Regions from separate parts of the Homo sapiens genome. Here region 1 is linked to region 2. The links are chromatin loops, found by intact Hi-C in ENCODE. Cell type or tissue: chondrocyte. All regions are shown on one strand. Each heading gives the region's core, and the rest is flanking DNA. Links, peaks and the distances in the headings are about the cores only.

Region 1 (5,383 bases), core at 317-5,316, 260 kb before region 2:
TAAAAACCAGTTTCACACACTGTGATGAAATTCTATAAACTCAGGATTATCCTGTCAAATCAAGATGACATGCGTCCCATTGTTTAAAAACATTCTAATGGATGGAACTTAGCAAATACTGCTAAGAACAGAACCAGCCGGGCTATGCTGCAGCGTCTCAGACATGTTTCCACTCGCTGCTGCGATGTGTTTGTCAAAGAGTTTACTTAGAGAGCTGCAGAGCTATCAGAGAGGAGAAGAGAAGCGCTTCGCCCTCACTTGAAGAACAGTAACTGCAGTCAAGCAGAAGACACTTCAAACAAACAAACAGACAGACAGACAGACAGATCTCCCCACTCATTCTACTGGTCTTGTGCTTACCTTTCATTTTTCTTGGCCTCTTGCTTCCCCTCTCTCTGATGGCATCTTAAAGGACTCAATGTTGAAATGGTAGCAGGCAGCAGCCCATCTGAAGGTAGCATTAGCATTTGAGAGGAAAGATCTTGAGGACTGAGTGTGCTTAGCCACTGTGCACCTCGAACCTGCATTGTTCCTCGGTTTTCCTATGGAGAAGGATCCCCCTGTGTGGGACTGGCATCCTCTGAGGACTGCAGGACTGTACCTGGGTGATGAGAAAGGAAGCCAAGGCCATAGCACTATAATTGCAGTGCTCTGCCTTAAAGTCCAGCCTCGAGCCTGCGGCTCGATTTTCCAGTAAGCTGAGAGCATGGAGAACACCAGAAAGCCATTTCGGTTTCTGCTTATTTCTTCTCTACAGATTTTGAGGGTTGAAAAAGCACATTCCAGAAAAGGCAGTGGAAAATTCTAAAATAAAAGTGAGGCAGAATCAGAGTGAGGGGCATGTTGAGAATGCCCCTACCATCTTGAACGGAGCAAAAGATGGCTCATATGTTGACAGCTCCCAATCCCCCACTTCTGGAGCAGATTTTCCAGGGGGAAGGACATTACAGAGTCCAGATGCCTCTTCCATGATTCCAGCACCTCTAATGTTGTAAGGCCGTGTTATGAGCACCCTAAAGATGGCACTTCAGCACACAGTTCTCGAAATTCTGACCATTCTATCTTCTTTTAAATCCCTCTGTTTTTCCAAATCCTAAAGCCCTGTGACACACCAGCAGCCGGTAAGCGTCTTTCGAGAGAAGGAGCAGGCCAGCAGGGCCCCCACATCTTCTTTCCTCAGCTTCATCCCAGATGCCTGGTACTGTCTCAAGACTGCAGGCACTGAAACGTGACCCCGGTGTCTCAGGCTGAAACAGCAAACTCCCAACCGAGTTTTAAATTCTCAACAATTTGTGGAAATTATGAGATTTTTATGAGCATGTATTTTACAGGACTTCCTAGAATGCCTTTTTGAGAACCCTGGAAGGGGAGGAAGGAAATATCACCCTAGGGGAAGCAGAATTAAATGTGTACTCTCTCCTGTCTCTCTTTTTCTCTCCTTCCTTCCAGCCCATTGAGAAATCTACAAGCCATCCATCGTCTGACCCCGTAAATTTGTCTTTCTGAGGTAATAAGATGACACAGCCTTTGCCAGGTCAGATGCTACTTTCATAAAAAGTGCTGAGTTGGTGACCCAATGCCGTGAATAAGGATATAATCAAATTTCATATTTCTTCCTTGAGCTTCAGCAATGACGCCCACTTTTCATGGATTGTTACTCAGGGAGGACGCATAAATGCCTCTCAGAATCACCTAATTCAATCTTCATAACAACAGTCTAGGTGAGATGGCTTTGTCCCGTTGCAGGCGAGTTCCAAGCACAGAGAACCAAATGGTTTCCACAGAGAACATGTGTAGAAGGGATTGTAACCCACAACTGTCTGAACCCAAGCACTAAGCTTCAAACCAGACTCTGTGCTGCTTCTGCTTTATACACAGGCCCTGGCTGAAAACCCTTGACTTTACCAGGCATGCAAGGAGATGCTAAGTCCACTTTGGCTGCAGGTAAGAATTAAGTAGGACTAACCTGGGTGTTACTAATAAGGAGTTCAACCAGGGCCCAGCAATCAAGGAGGGCTTCGTGGAAGAGGTGGAACTTGGAGTGGCCTGGAAGAATCGCATAGAATCAGCAAAACCATGGAAACGACAATGAGCAGGGAACACACACAGGTCCCACTGTGACAGAATGCACATGGGTGATGAGCAGACATGTCCTCAGATGGGTAGGCAGGACCCTGGAAAACAGGAAATGGAGTCTGTGTTTGACAGCAGAAGCAACGGCAACCACTGTCATCTCATTCATTCATTTAATAATTGTTTATTGAGGGTATCATGTCAGGTGCAGTTCTTAGTGATAGTGACCTAGCAGTGAGTAAGCCAGGCTGAGTCCCTGCCCTCAAAAACCTCAAGATCCAGTAGTGGGCCAGATGGACATTCATGATGTTTAATAGATCAAGTAGAGTTCCCCTTCATTGATATCTATTTCTAAAGATGTCTGTCTTCCCTTCTAACAGATCTCTAAACGACCACGGCCCGAAGTGTCAGTTTCAAATGCTTGTTTCAGCTCTGCCCTCCCCACATCAAATCCCACCTCTCTCACGCTAAAGCATCATAATATATTTGTGCTGAGAGTTGCCTTAGAAATCATTCAGTATTCAGTTCACGGGGGAAGAAACAGAAAGCCCCTAGAGGTGACCTCATTAGCCTACAGTTGCCCTGAGAACTGGTGGCAGAAGCAGATTGGTGTCCAGCCTCCTGATGTACATGCCAGTGCTCTTTCCCCCAAGCCATGTGTCTCCTGGTCACGCCCTTTGTCCTTGCTGTCCTCTACTATTCTCTTCTGGAAGACTCACGATGAGAGAGCCGACTTCTCCAAGCTGCACTCCTAGCTCTCTGGGACCCAGCAGGGACCGCTGCCTTCCAGCCAGCAGTTTGAAGAAGGACAGCTACCATCAAACACAGACTTACAGCCTCCCTGATGCCCTGGATGCCAGGAAATGTCTGGACCAGTCAAGATAAGAGCAAGGCAGAGCCAGGAAGAAATGGGGACAGGAGTTCCTATTTAAATATATAAAGAATCCTTTCCTAGGTAGAGAAAAGTCATCTAGCAATGTGACTGATCACCTCTCCGTTTATCTGTTTGATCAACTGGAATTTCTATACAGAAGGTTTATACAAAGAAGCCACAAACAACCATTGTCACAATGACCCCTACATAATTCCTTGTGTAAATGCTCTGGAAATGCACCCAGAAGTCTGGAGAAGGTCCAATCAAACTGGGTGGCAGGAAGAAGCAAGCTCTGTTCTCAGATCTTCAACAGAATCACCTGGACCCTGGGGTTGCCACCACGCTAAGCCAAGGAGGCCTCTGAATGCACGGGAGTGCAGGGTCTGAAGGGAGTTGTTAAAAGGTGTTTCTTGATCCAGGACCATGTAAAGACCCAGGAGAAATAGGTATCCCAAAGAGAACAGCGTATAAGATTCACAAACCAATGACAAACACGCTGGGTTCGCTGCTGGTCTCCACAGTTGGTTGGTTCTGTAGGGCTCAGCTGCCTCTTTCTCTCTACTTCTGGTTTCAGAAAACACGAGAGAGAAGCCGAGTGCTCATGGAGTTTCCTCAAAGACTCAGCAAAAACTAGGCTTTGTGTTCTGAGATCAGGAAGTAACAGTGAGAGTCCAAAATTTTCTTCCCTGACAATGTCTCCTACTCAAGCAGGGCCTGGAAGTCACCCCCTAGAATCAAAGCCTTGACATATGCAAGCTCATAGTTTATTGCTTCTTCTCCCATCTGCCCGTTGACAGATAAATCCCAGAGGGAATAAAAACACATTGCCCTCAGCAGATTATTCTTCACTGAAGAATACCAGTCTTTTAACACTCCGCTACAGAAATAGCTTTCTGCCGGCTGATGGCTTGTTGCGCTGCACTAAGAGAGCCCGCACACCTCGAAGCTTCGTCAAGCAAAGCCTATGATTTCACAGACCCAGAAATGTTTTCTTTCTCTAAGCCAATAACATATGCTTGGGTTTATGCCAACTCTACCAGAGGCGCACAGATACAATGAGGCATGAAGTTCAGAATAATAGAAAGTAGAGAGTTGGAAAGCACAGGAGAACCCATCTAGACCAACCTGTTTTGTTGAAAAAGGAGCTCCCTGACCCAGAGAGGTTAAGGGTTTGCTGTGAGACGGTGCCCCTGGTTAAAGGCAGCATGAGATGCTGTCCTCTGATCCCCAGCTTCCTAGGGCTCTTGCCTCTAGGTCACACTGCCTTGAGGCCAGGAGCTGATATTGATTGAACAGATGTGAAAACAGAAGAAAAAAAAATTGTGGTGACTGCCCTCTGACAATTTTCCACTTTCTTTGGACCAATTTTCTTTGCCATTATCTGGAAAAAAAAAAAATGTCCAGAAGAGCATTTTAAATTCAGGAAGTGGTTCTGGAACTAGGAGAAGACACACCTTGATGACAGTAATATTGTCTAAGTGAGAAGGAACAAGCTCTTGAATGTTTCTAGAAAAACCAAATATGATAGGAGACCATAAAATTATACTTCGTCATATGGATTTCCAGTTTGAGAAAACTTAGTGGCTAAACAAAGGTGCCGCTTGAGAGATGCAGACAGAAATCAGCCTCTGCTTTAAGAACAAGTTGCTACGCTGAAGAATGAGAAGAGGAATGGGGCCCAGAGGCTGAAGGTCTGGACCAATCTCCCTTCCCAGATAAGCGCCTGGACCCTCGTTCCTCAGAAGCCACGTGTAATTACCAGCTCTTTTTGGCTACAGAGCACATGCCCAGGAGGCTTGGAGAAGCAGGAATTTAAAACATGCTAGTTTCAGAGCCAAGATTGGTGACAACACCATCAGTTACTGTTTGGGCTTCGGGAAGCCGTGGGCTGCAGCACTGGGTCTGGTGTCCTGGGCTGTGTGGGACCTCAGCAAGGTTGTTTCCTGAAATGAAAGCTCCTCTTCTGGGGGATGACACACCAGGACCACCTGCAGATGATGTTTATGAATCCCCCAGCAGGGGTGGATTGATCTTACAATGGGACTGTGTAATATAAACATTTCATTATTCTACAAAAGAATACACACAATACCACCTAAGGGTCTCTAAGAATAGGGTTGGAGAGTGACAATGAGAAAATGCCACTCAAAAAGAAATAGAGCCGCATTCCTTCTACACAACATTAATATTAACTTTACATACAGGGGAAAAAAATGGCATTTTACCTTAAGAGTTATTTGTAAACTCTCTCCACACCATGAGATAAAATCAGTGCAGAGCTCAGAGCTCTGAATTTCCTCATTTGGGGGCTAATAGACTTTAATGGGGGCTCTTCTTGGCATGCAAATGAACGTGTGTGTCTCTGAGTGCATGTGTCTGTGTGTGTACACACGTCCCTTTGAAGTTTATTTACTTGGTAGCACTAATTGTAAAAGG
Region 2 (5,383 bases), core at 214-5,213:
CACCAGCGCACATGCACAGCGGTGTAAATGTCAACACAGAATAAAAGACATCTGAAAAGTTATTCATCACTTGGACTATTTCAGCACCATGTGTCATTCCCATCAAAGAGCCTCCTTTGATGAATCATTTATCTGATACGAGATGAATACAAGAAAACGCACATGTATGTTCACTGCAGCACTATTCACAATAGCAAAGACTTGGGACCAACCTAAATGTCCATCAATGATAGACTGGATTAAGAAAATGTGGCACATATACATTATGGAATACTATGCAGCCATAAAAAAGGATGAGTTCATGTCCATTGCAGGGACATGGATGAAGCTGGAAACCATTATTCTGAGCAAACTACCCCAAGGACAGAAAACCAAACACCACATGTCCTCACTCATAGGTGGGAATTGAATAACGAGAACACTTGGACACAGGGTGGGGAACATCACACACTGGGGCCTGTCGTGGGTGGGGGGAGGGGGGAGGGATAGCATTAGGAGATATACCTAATGTCAATGACGAGTTAATGGGTGCAGCACACCAACATGGCACATGTATACATATGTAACAAACCTGCATGTTGTGCACATGTACCCTAGAACTTAAAAGTATAATAAAAAAAAAAAAACAGAAGGAAATTTGGCTGGACGCAGCGGCTCACACCTGTAATCTCAACATTTTGGGATGCCGAAGTCGGTGGATCACCTGAGGTCAGGAGTTCAAGACCAGCTTGACCAATATGGTGAAACCCCATCTAAAAAAAAAAAGATAAGCAGTAAGTCCAGCCTCCATTTATAAGCCAAAAGTACAATTGTGCAGACAAGATAGGAATACAGTCTTCATGTTTGCAGCTGAGGCTTTCATTCAACAGGCCATAGTATTGATGGACAGTGGCAGTGCCATGACTTCTTTGCTGATTTTGCGGCCAGTAGACATTCAGCAAAGCCAGCTCTACAGGGCTTCACTCTTCGCTCGGCTGTTGTGTTCTTACCCAGCCTATGAACATGATAACTTACTCCGTAAGATGCTTCCGCGGTTCTTTCATGTCTAGTTTGGAAAGCTGTAACAATTTTGGGGTTTTTAAGGAGCTCATCAAGTCTATGTTTAAAATACTCAACTCCCTTTTTCCTTAAACTCTGAATGTTTTGTCCAAAAATAATGTCACAATTTAACTAGCACCATAATACAATTTGGAATTTTTTCTGTTGCGTAAGACACCATAAGGTAAATTCCTAACGTCTATAGAGCTGATGACCATCACATTTTCGTTGCCATTTACAATTTCACACAGTTTCTTGGGATTAGACTTCTCCTTTCATGACTGAGAGAATGCTCTGATACAGCAATTCTGTCCTTTTCGGCGCCTTTACACATGAGATGCTGCACGCTGAGAAAGCAAATCTTCTAATGTCCCTTTGGAAAGTCCATGACCCATCCTTAAATATAACAAAACGTGTTACAAATAAATTTCATTTTATTTTAGAATAAGATATTAGATTCTAGAATTGTAACAGTTTTAGACAGAATTATAAAATTTATAAAAGGGTTCAGAAAAAATAGGAGAATGCTATTGAAACAAGACAAAAACCGTACTTACTTTTTGTCATATTTCTGCACAGTTGCAGAGAAACTGTTGGGACTTCAATATAACAATTTATAAACATGATAGTAGACACAGGGAAGACAGACAGCAAGAACGCAGTGGAGGAACTAAGAACAAGCTGAGTTCATCTCTGAAAATGTGCCCCGAACACATCAACCCTACTAACTGAGAAGGTTCTGGAGGACATAAGAACACACAAGCCCATGTTTCACCAGCCATTGTGCAATATCTTCACACGCCATGTATCGTAGCCTCTGGAAAACCCTAGGGCACTCTCTTGTGAGAGTGATGGTGAAAAGAGGAAATACTGTCTTAGTATTATTATGAAATAGTTTCAACCTCACAGACCCCTGAGAGGGTCATGGAGACCCCAGGGATCCACACACCACATCATGAGAACACTACTCTAGATGACTTCCTTTGATCTTGAAGGCAGAATCCAGGAAGAAAAAAAAAAAAAAAAATCAAGGCCCAGGGAGCCTGGGCTTTCCCACAGCCTTGGGGCTTCCAACCAGGGTTGGGAGGTGCGTTTTTACCAGGAAGAGCCTCCTCCACACTCACAGGCCTTCTGCAGCTGCAGGCTTCCAAACCAGAAAGGACATTCGAGGCAGCCACATGGCACGCTTGCTTCTCCGCAGCTTTCTCTCCGTTCCTGGGGACATGTTCCACCTCACTGACAACCCTTCACATGTGCACGCCATTCTGGAGATGGGTCATAAACATTTGAACTATATTGGCTCAATAATGGGGACATTTTGGCTCCAGACTGTGCTGAACTTTGCCCATTCCAGAAATATCCCGTAAGACATTCCCAAGGCACTGAATGATGCAAACCACATTTATCCACTTACGATGGACAAAAATGTGACTGCAAAGCAGAACCTCAGCTTCTTCCCAGATAAAAGAGATGATGTGGACGGTGTTCATAATACAAAACTTCCATTTCCCCTTACTTGAAAACAACTTCCCATGGCTCACGACAGACTCCTGAAGTTTTAAGAATGATTTAGTGTAGAATCAATATCAAGCACCTCCTGTACCCTCTGCCCTCACGCGTGGGAGCAGGATACGGTCCAGCAGATGGCGTCATCCCCATGCTTCAGGAGTTTTGCAAATACTAATATTAACAGGCATAGCAGAAAAGCAGTAGTAACATGTCTGCGTCACTTATTATAGGCACAGTCATCAAGCATTAGCATTTACTCTACACATACTTTTTTAAAATTCTGCAATTTATTGGCATAGGACAGTGAGCAGTCATTCCACCCAGTCTCCTTAAGCAGTATTCCTCTTTCTATCTTATTAGCCAGCTTTCTATCTGGATTCGTGTGCTCCGGCTTCCGTAACAAATATCAGACACTGGGGGCTTAGACAACAAGCATTTATCCTCTCACAGTCCTGGAGGCTGGAAGTCTGATACCAAGAGGTGGGCAGGGTTGGTTTCTCCTGGTGCTCCTCTCCTTGGCTTGCAGATGGCGTCTTCTCTCTGTGTCTTCAAATGACCTTCCCTCTTAGTGTGTCTGTGTCCTCATTTCTTCTCCTTTTAAGGACAGCGTCTAAATTGGATTAGGGCTCACCCAAAGGCCTCATTTTAACTTAATTGCCTCTTTTAAGACTCTATCTCTAAATACCGTCACATCCTGAGGTCCTGAAGGTTAGGGCTTCAACATATGAGCTCTGGGGAGGCCAAATCCAACCCCTAACATTATCTTTCCTGTATCCTTCAGTGTTCTCTTACATTTTCTCAGGGAAGACTGGGCAGCAAACATTATCAGCCTTGTTCACCCATGAATCAACAGGCCTTGGCAAATATTTCTGGCATGTAGCAATGGTTCCATAAATATTTGTTGAAAAGATGAAAGTTTTATGAATGTTCACTTGTAGATCCATCAGCATCACAAACATAAAAATATTACAACCTAAGAATCCTATTCAAGTGACTCCATTCTATATTTTATAGCAAGAAACAGTCATTTATTCTCATACAAAGTATCCCAAATAATTGGATCCAAAGACTGTTACACGATGCAGTTATTAAGTTTTAAATTATTTTCTGAGTGGTAACTCAAAATAATTCTACGAATTTACTTAATGTCTTTACCTCTGTTAAGGTAAGAGAACTAAATAAACTTTTGAAGTATGATTTTCAGAATGAATAATACTTTCCCATGTTGCTGAGTCAAGTTTATCTTAAACTGTGCTGTCCATGGCCTCAAGCCTTCCATACTGATAAGTGATTCTGCATGTGAACACACACTTCCACAAACCACGGCATGTGCAGATTAAAGGAAAAGAGTTTTTGGTCAAAATTTCCCCACATATGCTCTCGAGCAATATCATTTATTATGTAAATAAGCTCCTTTAAAGCGTAAATGTTTAAAGCAGGAAACTAAGCAAATCTGGGTTGTTGGTTTTTTTTCTCTCCCTCTCTAAATAGAAAAAGGGATGCTTCTCAAGGCATACAGCAAAGTCAGGACATTTATATCTTCCATTCCATGAACTCATAAACATCTGCATTTGCATCTGGAGTTATACGGCCTGCGTATCTAAACCAAAATTCATCCGCACGCTGTATCTGGAAAATTATTCATCAGAAAGAAAAGTATTGCAAAATGTAGCTGGCTTCTTGAATGTCATGGAAAAAATTCCTTTAAAAAATAAATAAATAAAAGTTGTTCTGAACTCTGCAGAATTGGCAGGAAACTGAAGAAGTCCAGGATTTTTCTCTGCTGGTTTTAGTCTTCTTAAATACCGGGAGCCTTAAAATACCTTCACTGGGGGCAACAGAGAAAAACAGAAATAGCAGCATTGTGTCGGCCACAGTAGGCCATCCCATTCACACAGCAGCCTGCAAACAATCTCTCGTGCCACATTTAGGGAAAAACACAATTTTAGGAAATCCAAACAACCCGTAAACCCACTGACCTACAGATAACCTATTCGGCAACAATGAAACTTGGAAAAAGTAAAAGGGAAAAGAAACTCGCAAAGGAAAAAGAAGGCTTTCCTATCTCAGGAACTAAGTCAAAAGCCCAGGTATTTCAAATCCCTGCCTTCATGGGTCTGCTCTGGTTCTGAAGTCCTGTTGGGTAATTTACCTGTGCTATGTAAGTCACTATGGAAGACAGCTCAGCACCGTGGCTCTGAAGTGCAGGGAATGCCACACACACAGCTAACGCAGAGCAACCGGTCTCCAGGACACAGACGAACCTCGAGTTAAATTTCACCTCAAAAGCATAGGGGAGCATCGAGATTGTTTGCTACATGCTCAACCACTGCAGGAAATCATGCAAAGAAAACTATTATGGAGCTTGCAGGCCCTTCCCAAGTAAGGAGACACCTCAGAGAAAGAAGACTGTCATAGCTCATAGTGCAGACCACAGAAGGCAAAGATCCAGATAAAAACGGAGGCAAAAATCAAGCATGTGTGGACTTTTCCTAGAACCCTCCTTTGGCTGTATGAAAAGGCAGATGCAAGATGCCCCTCCATTCTGAATTTCATTCAAAACAAAAAGTATTTCAGAATTTTGTTTCCACATTCAAATTGTGATGACCTAGAAAAGCACAAAAACTTTGACTTGTTTGTTTGTTTTACTTCTCTCTTTGTCCCAGGGACAGAGGAATTTTTTTAAAATAAGGAAAATAGCAAAGCATGGTGGCTTACGCCTGTAACCCTAGTACTTTCAGAGGCCAAGACAGAGGGATCACTTGAGGCCAGGAATTCAAGACCAGCCTGGGCAGCATAGTAAGGCCCCCATCTCTACAAAAAAAAAATTAAAGAT

The links. A loop is a pair of places that touch in the nucleus more often than their neighbours do. Peaks named below come from ENCODE experiments on the same cell type or tissue, not always from the same donor. Only the 100,000 strongest peaks of a DNase experiment are listed, where the experiment ranks them.
Region 1: it touches region 2 in a loop (4-fold over the local background); 2 of 110 quality-filtered maps call a loop at or near these places.

Annotation. Positions count from the first base shown.
Region 1 is chr6:1,099,353-1,104,735 of GRCh38, forward strand. LINC01622 (long intergenic non-protein coding RNA 1622) reads right to left here and starts at 1,980. Exons shown (of 4, transcript NR_027116.2): 1 at 361-1,980. RefSeq lists enhancers at 1,092-2,291, 4,737-5,312. In chondrocyte, for the core only: no CTCF peak of the experiment used is centred there; no DNase peak of the experiment used is centred there.
Region 2 is chr6:1,361,645-1,367,027 of GRCh38, forward strand. The region is part of intron 1 of FOXF2-DT (FOXF2 divergent transcript); the gene reads right to left. Among named protein-coding and RNA genes, the nearest start is that of FOXF2-DT, 25 kb to the right of the region's middle. In chondrocyte, for the core only: a CTCF peak has its summit at 2,684 (motif pointing right); no DNase peak of the experiment used is centred there.